Regions from separate parts of the Homo sapiens genome. Here region 1 is linked to region 2. A link is a loop called in an ENCODE intact Hi-C map of the cell type or tissue named here. Cell type or tissue: PC-3. All regions are shown on one strand.

Region 1 (5,000 bases), 110 kb after region 2:
GAAAACTCTTCCTTTGTTTACCAAAGCAAACAAAAGCCACGATTCAAGCATTTATTTGTTTGTTTCTGGCCGAGTCTCACTATGTGGCCCAGCCTGGAGTGCAGTGGCACGATCTTGGCTCACTGCAACCTCCACCCTCCTGGGTTCAAGCGATTCTTGTGCCTCAGTCTCCGAAGGATTACAGGCGCACGCCACTATGTCCAGCTAATTTTTGTATTTTTAGTAGAGACGGGGTTTCACCACGTTGGTCAGGCTGGTCATGAACTCCTGGACTCAAGTGATTTGCCCACCTCGGCCTCCCAAAGTTCAAAGATTACAGGTGTGAGCCACCTTCCCAGCCAATTCAAGCATTTAAACCACATCTACTAACATGGCCTACAAATGCATCTTCCCCCTTAATGGCCATAAGCCCTTTAAAGTATCCTCAAACAGACTTGAAGGTTTCATCCTCAAAATATGGGCTGTCCAAGTGCCTAAATCACAACAACTGCTAAAAACCTAAACTGGGGCACACAACCAGAAGGGCAGGACAATTCATGACAATTCCCAGACATGAGAACTTACGAATCCATTAAAACAAAGGGCCAGCATCTTTATTGATACCAAGTCCTCACATAACCCAGAGGAAAAACCCCTGAAACACATAGGCCAAGGAAATGAGCTGATTATTCACCAAAAAGAAATTCAATTCATAAACACAGAAAAAAGTAAGTATTCCATCTCCACAGTGACTCATGAATTACAAATATAAGGAGCTAGGTTTTTGCCTACTGGAGTTCCAATGGCAACAGTTATGAATGCTGGTGAGAGTGGCCAAGAGGGCCTGTTTGCTGGTGACACTTTAAAATGGCCACAATCCTGGGGAGCAATATGGAAACCCGAAACAGAAGTCAGAAAAACCTTAGCACTTCATTCAACAATTCTGCCTATGAGACCACATCCTCCAAAATAACTAGAAACATGGGGAAATTCTGTACACAAAAGGCATTCCCTGCAGCATTTTACAGTATAGTAAAAGTTTTGTTTTTGTTTTTTGTTTTTTGTTTTTTTTTTAAAAAGGCCCAACAATTGGAAATTGACTAAAACTCTGGTCTATCCACTAGCTGGAATATCACACAGTTGTTACAAATTACAGCAATGCAGTCAACATAATGATAGAAAAGGCTTTGTGATAGACGATTAAGTGGGGTAAAAAGCAACAAACAAAATTGTATGCACAGCAGGAGTTCAATTATGTTTTTAAGAAAGTGTCTACAGAGAGGGAAAATACTTTAAACGAAGTTCTGTTTTCCTCATTTTCCCTAGTGAGCTGGATGGTATGGTGGAAAGGGACTAAGTTTTACAACCCAATCCAGGGACCTTTACATCCTATTTAATCAACCTGTGCCTCTGTTTCCTAATCAGACAGTTTAATGTTTAAATGACTTATTACCGGCAGGGCACATTGGCTAACATCTGTAATTCCAGCACTTTGGGAGGCCGAGGTGGGAGGATCACCTTAGGTCAGGAGTTCGGGACCAGCCTGGCCAACATGGTGAAATCCCATCTGTAATAAAAAAATATTAAAATTAGCCGGGTGTGGTGGTACATGCCTACAGATAGTCCCAGCTACTCGGGAGGCTGAGGCAGGAGAATCGCTTGAACCCAAGAGGCGTAAGTTGCAGTGAGCCGAGATCATGGCACTGCACTCCAGCCTGGGTGACAGAGAGAGACTCCATCTCAGTAAGTACATACATATATACATACATACATACATACATACATACGACTTATTACAAGGGAGAAACATTTTTATTCTTAAGAGTCACAATTGCAACTCCAACGTGCAGCCCAAATAGTTTCTAGGTGATGGCACAGTATTAACGTATTCACTTTGGATTTGGTTTCCCTATTTTCCCCCCAACCTAACTCAAAGATAAGCATTTGGGGCATTCAAGGCCTACCATCTGCTCATTCGTTAAAAAACAAATGCTAAAATTTGTCCACTTGCAGCTTTGTTTGATCTGTCTCAAAATACATTGGCATTTCCCCTAATGTTGAACAGGCCCTTCCAGTATTTAGGCAAGATCGATGAACTCATTTGCAGAATGGTCCAGTTTCCACAAACAAGCTGTCACCAAAGCAAGAGGGTTCGTTTGCACTTTGCAATCCTGCTACTGTGTTTACCAAGGCATCTTTCCTCAGTACTACTGCAGGTCCAGCAGATGGGTTGCTAATGAAGAGAACGTGATTGTCTATTTGGAAAAATACAAGCTATTTATTGCAACTGATAAATCATGGCTTGACTCTTTGCCCAAACGGGAAGTCAGACAATGATGTTTCTCAAGTTTAAGAACAAGCTCCTGAGTCCAAGGACCAGCTTCAGAAGCTTTCAAGACAGTTTGCAGGCAAACTTTGACAACTAATGAAAGCTGTCTTTTACATTTTCTTTGTTTTCGTTTAAACACTCCTAGAACAGACGTGTACAAACTATGGCCCTGAGGCTAAATCCGGGCTGATGCAAGTTTTGTAAATAAAGTTTTATTGGCATACAGCCAAGCCCACTCATCTACACAATGTCTGCGGCTGCTACAACAGCAGAGCTGAGCAGTTGTGACAGAGACCCATCTGGACAACAAAGCCAAAAATATTTACTATCCAGCCTTTTATAGAAAAAGTTTGCTGAACCCTGTCCTAGAAAGAATGAAAGCAGTTCCTCTGAATTATCTCGTAAGTCCAACCAGACCAGTATGAGACAGAGCTGAGCTACCTGAGTGATCTAGGTCCAAGCACAGTTGACCAGTACAGGTCGGACTGCAGAGGTAACCTCAGCGTCAGCTCAGTTCATCCCTTTTGACTTGGCTGAAGGCACTACCCCAAGAACAGCAACCCTCTACACTACTTCAATTGTTAGGTAAATCCCTTTGACGGTAGATCTTTGAAGAATGCAGGAACTTATCTTCCTTGATTTTTCTTTAAACATCATGTGACAGTCAAAAAAAAAAAACCCCACCATTCTTCAAAGGGAATTGTAAAAGATGAAAAATGGTAGGAAGAAGGTTTATTTGGGGCCATCTGATGTGGTCCACTGGACATAAGTCACAAAAGTATCTCTACATTGGCAAAAACTCATGCTGGGTCCAACTGGCCATTTGACATCAGGGAGATGAAACCACTCTTTTTCTTCGCTTAGCCGCATACACGACATGGAAATTGGTTAGATGTTCATTTAGATCCAGACCAGGCCTAAAATCCTAGGACTGGCCTGACCATTTCCATTATTCATTCATGCACACATCCAAATCATATTTACTGAACACCTACTATGTGCCAGGTACTATGCTGGTGCTTTAGTTATGGAGGCCAATAACACAAACAGGAATCCTGCTACCAGGGAGCTTACAGACTAGTGGAGAAACCGAAAACAAGTTCAAACCAGGAATAAATAAGACATACTGCAAATTGTCACAAGTGCTCCATAAAACATAGCTGGAATGCTGAAGGGGGCAAGGTACATCCTGGCAGGCCAGGGAATGGCTCTCTGAGGAGGTGGCAAGTCCAAGGTCTGTGTGAAGGAATGAGGGCAAGCAAGCCCTGCAAGGCATTTGGGAGTGGGGGAGAAAAGCGCATTCTAGACACTCACTTAGGGAGAGCAGCAGGAGTCAGAAGACTCGGTGGAGGCTCCCTCGTGTGGTCACTGCAGGGAGGCAGCCTGCCCCGCATCACCAGCTTTGCAATGAAGTCCCTCTGGCTCTTGACTCGCCATGTGGCCTCAGGCAAATCAAGTCTCTGTGCCCCTAGCTTTTTCACGTGGACAGTGGGAAAACTCAAGAGACGGTGACTTTGGTCAGCCCAGCCCTGAGGCGGGAAAAACACGGCTTGTTCCAGGAACTGAAATGAGGTGATACAGGCAGAGAACAGCATAGGTTGGGGAGCTGCGCACCAGACAGGGTTGAAAAGGTGGGCAGGGCCAAGTCAGGCAGGGTTTTGCAAGTCATGGTAAGGCATCTGGATTTCATTTTAATTGCAACGGGAAGTCACTGAAGGGTTTTAAGCAGGAAAATATCTTGAGCATATTTGTAGTTTTAAAAGAAAGCTCTGTGTTGTAAAGAAAGGGGTAAGAGTGACCAGAGCAGAGGCAGAGAGAGCAGGATGCTGCTGCTGTCATGGACTGTGCTGGAGGCAAGGTAAAGCAGCTGAACCTGACCTCGAGTGCCAACTCGGACCAACTGGAAGTGGCCATCTATAACACTGTGCTGAGAACGTGCTGGAAGTTTAGACAGGGATCATTGGGGAAAAGTATCCTGTTTGATTAATGATGCCTGCCATGGGTGTGGAAGGGAGAATAGCAGTATGGTGTCAATATCTGTCCATCTCTCTACAGAGACCGAGAACATTTCAGTGCCTCTAACACTAATGTGTCTACAGCTCGGCTGGGGGCCTTGTTAAAGTGCAGACTCTGAGACGGTAAGGTCTGACATTCTCCTTTTCTTTTCCTGACAGGGTCTCAACTGTGTTGCCCAGTCTGGTCTTGAACTCCTGGGCTGAAGTGATCCTCCTACCTAAGTCTCTGGAAGTGCTGAGATTACAGGCGTGGGCCAGCCCAGCAACATCCTGCCTCTCTAACATGCTCCCAGGTGACGAGTCCACTACTGCTGGTCCAGAGACCTCACTTCGGTCTTTTTTTTTTTTTTTTTTTTTTTTTTTAAGACAGAGTCTCGCTCTGTTGCCCAGGCTGCAGTGCACTGGCTGGATCTCAGCTCACTGCAACCTCCACCACCTGGGTTTAAGCAATTCTCCTGTCTCAGCCTCCCGAGTAGCTGGGATTACAAGCACGAGCCACCATGCCTGGCTACTTTTTGTATTTATAGTAGAGACTGGGTTTCGCCATGTTGGCTAAGATGGTCTTGAACTCCTGATCTCAGGTGATCTGCCTGTCTCAGCCCGCCAAAGTGCTGGGATTACAGGCATGAGCCACCGCGCCCGGCCTCAGAGACCTCATTTTGAATAGCAAGAATCTA
Region 2 (5,000 bases):
TTCTCACACCCAACAGCACTCCCGTAAAGCTGCCAAGAGCCTCCTTCAGGTAAAGGCTGGCTTGCTCCTCCCAGGAAGGGGTATGCAGCCATTCATTTGTGCCAAGCAGTAATTCATGAACACCAGCACCTGGACAGAGGGAAGACTGTGCTCAAATGTGAGCGAGCACTGTGGGGTACTGGTCTGGGGGATGAACTTGGAGCTGGACGGCCAGGATTCTGTCCCAGTCTGCCAGTAACTTGCTGGGTGACCTTGGGTAAATCATTCAACCTCTCTGGACCTCAGTTTCTGCATCTGAAAAATGGTGGCCATAGGAGCTCTTACATGATAGCGTTGTTATGAGGACTAAATGAGCCAATATACAACTCAAGCTTCGTAAAAGACACAAGATTCTGATTCTTACAGCTTTGATTGACACACAGAACTGGGCACATCCCTACAACTTCCTTAAGCCCCACAGACATTACAATGGAAAGACGAGATGGTATAGTTTAAAACAACAACATGGAATTTAAGGGCTTGAATCTGGGACCACACTTCACTGGCTGTGTCCCATGAACGGGGCAGCCATTGTTTCTACACAGCTCTGAACACCCCTAAGCCTCATGGTTTCATCAGCAACATGGAGACTGTAATCTCTTCTCTCCATGGGACACTGAAGATATGACCGAGATCTTGTATGTTAAAATGCCAAGCATACACTCTTGCCCTCAGGAGGCATGCAGCAGACATCTGTGACTTTTCTTCCCTTGCAGAGGGCAACAGGCAATAAAACTTTTTCTCTGGGTGACTCATATCCCCATGATATACGCAGTGAAGGTAAGTGCAAAAGTATCACAATGCTTCCCTGCCTAGGCCACCCCCAACAGAGTGGCTCATCAAATGTGATCTTCTTCTGTTTTCTATTCAACAGTCAGCATTACAAGACCACATCTACCTCCCAGAATCTGGGAGAGGTAAAAGAGTTCACGTTCTCAGCAGCATCTATGAAGCTGGGGTCTCAAGCCTAAATTTCTTTACTTCCTGGCACGAAGCACTGTGCTGGAAATGACCTGGCAGCTACGGAGTCACTAGCCCACAGCTGCTCTAATCCCTACAATGGGAATGTCATGAAGACAACAAGTGGGTCCTTGTGGCAGAGATACTGGTGCTCACCATGCACCCTACCTGCTCCCCAAGCTTCCCAGCCCCCTCTGCACAACAGGGCACAAGCTTCTGACTTAGGGCCAACGAGTTCCAGGTGGAAGTGACAAATGTTTCTTCTGAGTCATAGCATAGGACTGCTGGCGTGTGACCCTGCACCATCCCTTCCCTGTAACACTAAGTGAGAAAGCCATGGTGTGGCCACAAGATGGGAGCCTCTGTCCACCTAGATTTCTGAGTCATTATGTGGAGCAGAACAGTCCCACTGTTGCCCTTGGGCAACCCATGTTGGACACATACGAACAGGAAATAAGCTTTTATTTTGTTAAAGACCGAGATTGAGGATCATTTGTTACTGTGGCAGAACCAATCCTATTCTGACATGTGTCAACTTGACAACCCTGTATCTTCCTAGCTCTCTCACAATGGGCCTGAAAGTCTGAGGAAAGGCACAGAGGCCAAAGACATTTGTTAAAGGCAGCTTTGCAACAGCCACAGGAAGTAGGTATCATGATATCCTTTTACCCAAGAAGAAACTGGTCTCAGACACATTAAATCATTTGTTCAAGGTCATACAAATCACAAGTGGTGAAGTCAGAATTTGAACCCAGGTCTATCCATCACAAGACTTGTATTCTGTCTGCTATATGGGCCCAGGCAGTACTTTCTAATGAGTTTGTCTGTGAAAGCCCCAAATACAATTCAAATCTCTCCTTGGGCTCCAATAATAATAGTAACCATAGGTTGGATGCGTTCCACAGGCCAGACACTCTTCTTGGTCCTTTATCAATATTCCTTCACTGTAATCATCACGTCTCTTCAAGGCATTATGCCCATTCTACAGGTAAGGAAATAGGGGCTTAGAAGAGACTGTAGGATGAGTTCTCATAACCTCATGGTGAAGTAAATAGAGGAAAGATGCCAGTGGTGACAGACAAAGGATAGGGGCCCCTTTAGTGGATGGAAGGCAAAGACTCCACGTAAAAGGCTATAAAGCGGGACACTGAGGAACACTCTCCACTGGAGGATCTCAGACCTTCAAGAACCCACAAAGATGCTTCAATGCCCAAGATACCACATGCTCCGGGTGACCTAATCAGACTCTTAGAGATGTTTGCTGCCGGGGTTGTGAAAGAGAGACAGGGGAGATCGTCCCTTCTGGTCCCTCCCGACTGTTCTCGCAGTTCTAGCCTCTTGTCTACCTGGCCACCAGGTGCAAGTTACTGATAATAACCTCACACTGCCCCCAAGTGGTCACTCTGCTCCAGATGACTCACAGACCAACGTTTCCAGAACTCCAAACACAAATCTGTTCAATGCAAAACCATGCTCTTCCCATTCTGTCTCCCACATCCATCCATCCTTACTATTACATGCCAAGCACTGTCTAGACACTGGGGATACAACAGGGAACAAACAGATAAAAGCTCCTTCCTCCTCTGAGCTTACATCCTAGAGCTCAAGGTTAGGAATGCTTACTGACTGAGGAACATTGTCTTTATGCCCCGTTACAGAGAATAGGACTTCAAACAAAAGGTTGGGCTTCAATAGAAATTCTCCTTCCTTTGCAGAGACCAGATTCTGCATCTGAGAAATTAACCAGGATTTCTACAGCTGCATTCCATTCTAGTTAGTTTCTCCAGGGAAGGAGAAGAAGGGGAGGAGGATGGAGAAGATGACGATGATGAAAACAAAGATGAAAAAGAAAACAATTTTTGGCTAAGAAACTAAACCTGATCATTATGTCTTGGATTTAAATCTAAAAAGTGATCGTCTCCAATTCCTCATTTGATGCTAAAAGACCCTTTTTCAGTGACCCTCATGGTGAACATCTCTCTTTTTCTCTCTGCCCAAGATGAATTCCCCTCTTTTTTGGCTAATGGAATCCTGCTTTTTCTTAAGAAACCACCTCTCTTCCTAGTGATCTGGGGAAGCTGACCAAACGCCCCCACTGACTGTTGGCCACGTGCCCTGGCCCTGCCAATGAGTGTATTTCATCCTTTAGCCACAGTGACTGGTTCAGGGATGGCAGAAGACTCAAGTCAGGCCAATAAGAGTCAATTCCAAGAATCTTGTTAGAGCTACTGGGAGAGAAACCCTCTCTTCATGACAAGAATTGCTAAGCTCATAGGACATAAGCTTGGAGCTGCTAGGATCCATCACATATAGAGAAAGCCTTCCTAAGAATGAAGACCACAAAAAAGAAAGCAGAGAGCAACAGCAGGAAGAGAACATCCACATTTGCTCATCTGACCTCTGGATGCAACCCTGCCAAAGGTTACACCAATCCTTGGATGTCCAGTTTTCATCACTCAAAAAGCTTCATTTCTTGTTAAGCCCAGTTTGAGTTTTCTGTCATTTGGATTAGAGTCCTGACTCACAGAGCCACCAAGTAACTGCCCAGTTTCTGCTTCAACACCTCCACTCACAAGAAACTCACTACCCATAATCTTTTTTTTTTTTTTTTTTTTTTTTGAGACAGAATCTCACTCTGTCGCCCAGGCTGGAGTGCAATGGCACGATCTCAGGTTACCACAACCTCTGCCTCCCAGGTTCAAGAGATTCTTCTGCCTCAGCCACACAAGTAGCTGGGATTACAGGCATGCGCCACCACGCCTGGCTAATTGTTTTTATATTTTTAGTAGAGACGGGGTTTCACCATGTTGGCCAGGCTGGTCTTGAACTCCTGACCTCAGGTGATCCACCTGCCTCAGCCTCCCAAAATGCTGGAATTACAGGTGTGAGCCACCATGCCCGGCTGCCACTTATTATGAAACAGTCATGATGGCGCAGGTCTCTTTCCACTGAATTCAAAGTTGTCTGTGTGTAGTCCTAGGACAGCCCATGACGGCCACAGGTGGAACAAGTTTAACCTCTCCCTCCATGTGACACTCCTAATCTGGGGGACTCTAAGCTGCAGGGCAGCATCATGAATCCTCCATCTGGAAACACTGTTATGATTTTGGGCCATATGTTGTTAAACATGTTTCTTTCAACCTCTTTCAATCAATAAATATTCCACAAGCGCCTCCCACATGGAAGGTGGGTCTGGGGGTGGGGATGGGGTAGGGGTCTGCAGGGAGAGATTCCATAGAGTCTCATCTCCCAGGCCCCTGCCACCCAGGAAGGCAACAGGTCAAGGATGATGTCCCTTATCAAGCTAGCCATTTCTGATTTGCCTATGGGGATATAGTATGGGCTGTGTGTTCTGGGAGACCTGGTGTGAATGCTGCTGTGTGACCTCACACAAATTACACAGCCTTTCTGAGACTCAGTTTTCTCATCTACAAGTGGAAACTTTAATGATACAGATTTCCTGAAGCTGTGAGGAGAACGTGACACCCCTTGTGGGAACCTGTGCACAACGCCTGATGCACGGTGAGAACCTAAGAGGGGATGAGCTTCCTTGTTCCCGGGAATACCTCCCGGGGGGAAGGCAGCCAAGGAAGGCAGTCCCTCTGCTGGTCTGATCCCCGATGAGCTTCCTTATTTACCCCCAGGGTTCTGAACATCCCCAGGGTTCTGAACAGAGTGTACTTCCCTTCCTCGCCCAACCCCACGGCTCATGAGTTGCCTCCACACTGCTTAAGAAAGTCTACTGGACTCCAACATTTTCCTTTTCAAAGAAAACAAAAGCCGTGGTTTCGGCAAACTGCAGAGGCGATGTCTGGTCTAAACAATTGATCCGCCTCCCACCTCCCTAATGACTCAGCCCCAGAAAACACTGATGACCCATTAGGTAGAAATCTACTTATGCTAAGAAAATAAGCCAAACACCGGTTCCAGGATGCACTGAATAGCTCCAAATGCAGGTGCTTCCTCGGCTCCTCTGGCAGTCGCTGTGAAGAGAACCTGGA

The links. A loop is a pair of places that touch in the nucleus more often than their neighbours do. Peaks named below come from ENCODE experiments on the same cell type or tissue, not always from the same donor. Only the 100,000 strongest peaks of a DNase experiment are listed, where the experiment ranks them.
Region 1: a loop joins it to region 2, with 12 times the contacts of the local background. A loop is called at or near these places in 11 of 110 quality-filtered maps.

What each region holds. Positions count from the first base shown.
Region 1 is chr16:12,227,586-12,232,585 of GRCh38, reverse strand. All of the region lies in intron 14 of SNX29 (sorting nexin 29), which reads right to left. Among named protein-coding and RNA genes, the nearest start is that of SNX29-AS2, 140 kb to the left of the region's middle. In PC-3, CTCF peaks have their summits at 3,662 and 3,668; DNase peaks (open chromatin) are centred at 705, 2,585 and 3,665; H3K4me3 peaks cover 1,585 bases; H3K27ac peaks cover 3,487 bases.
Region 2 is chr16:12,337,989-12,342,988 of GRCh38, reverse strand. The region is part of intron 15 of SNX29 (sorting nexin 29); the gene reads right to left. Among named protein-coding and RNA genes, the nearest start is that of SNX29-AS2, 32 kb to the left of the region's middle. RefSeq lists an enhancer at 468-1,667. In PC-3, CTCF peaks have their summits at 1,370 (motif pointing right) and 2,398 (motif pointing left); DNase peaks (open chromatin) are centred at 808 and 1,328; H3K4me3 peaks cover 416 bases; H3K27ac peaks cover 3,073 bases.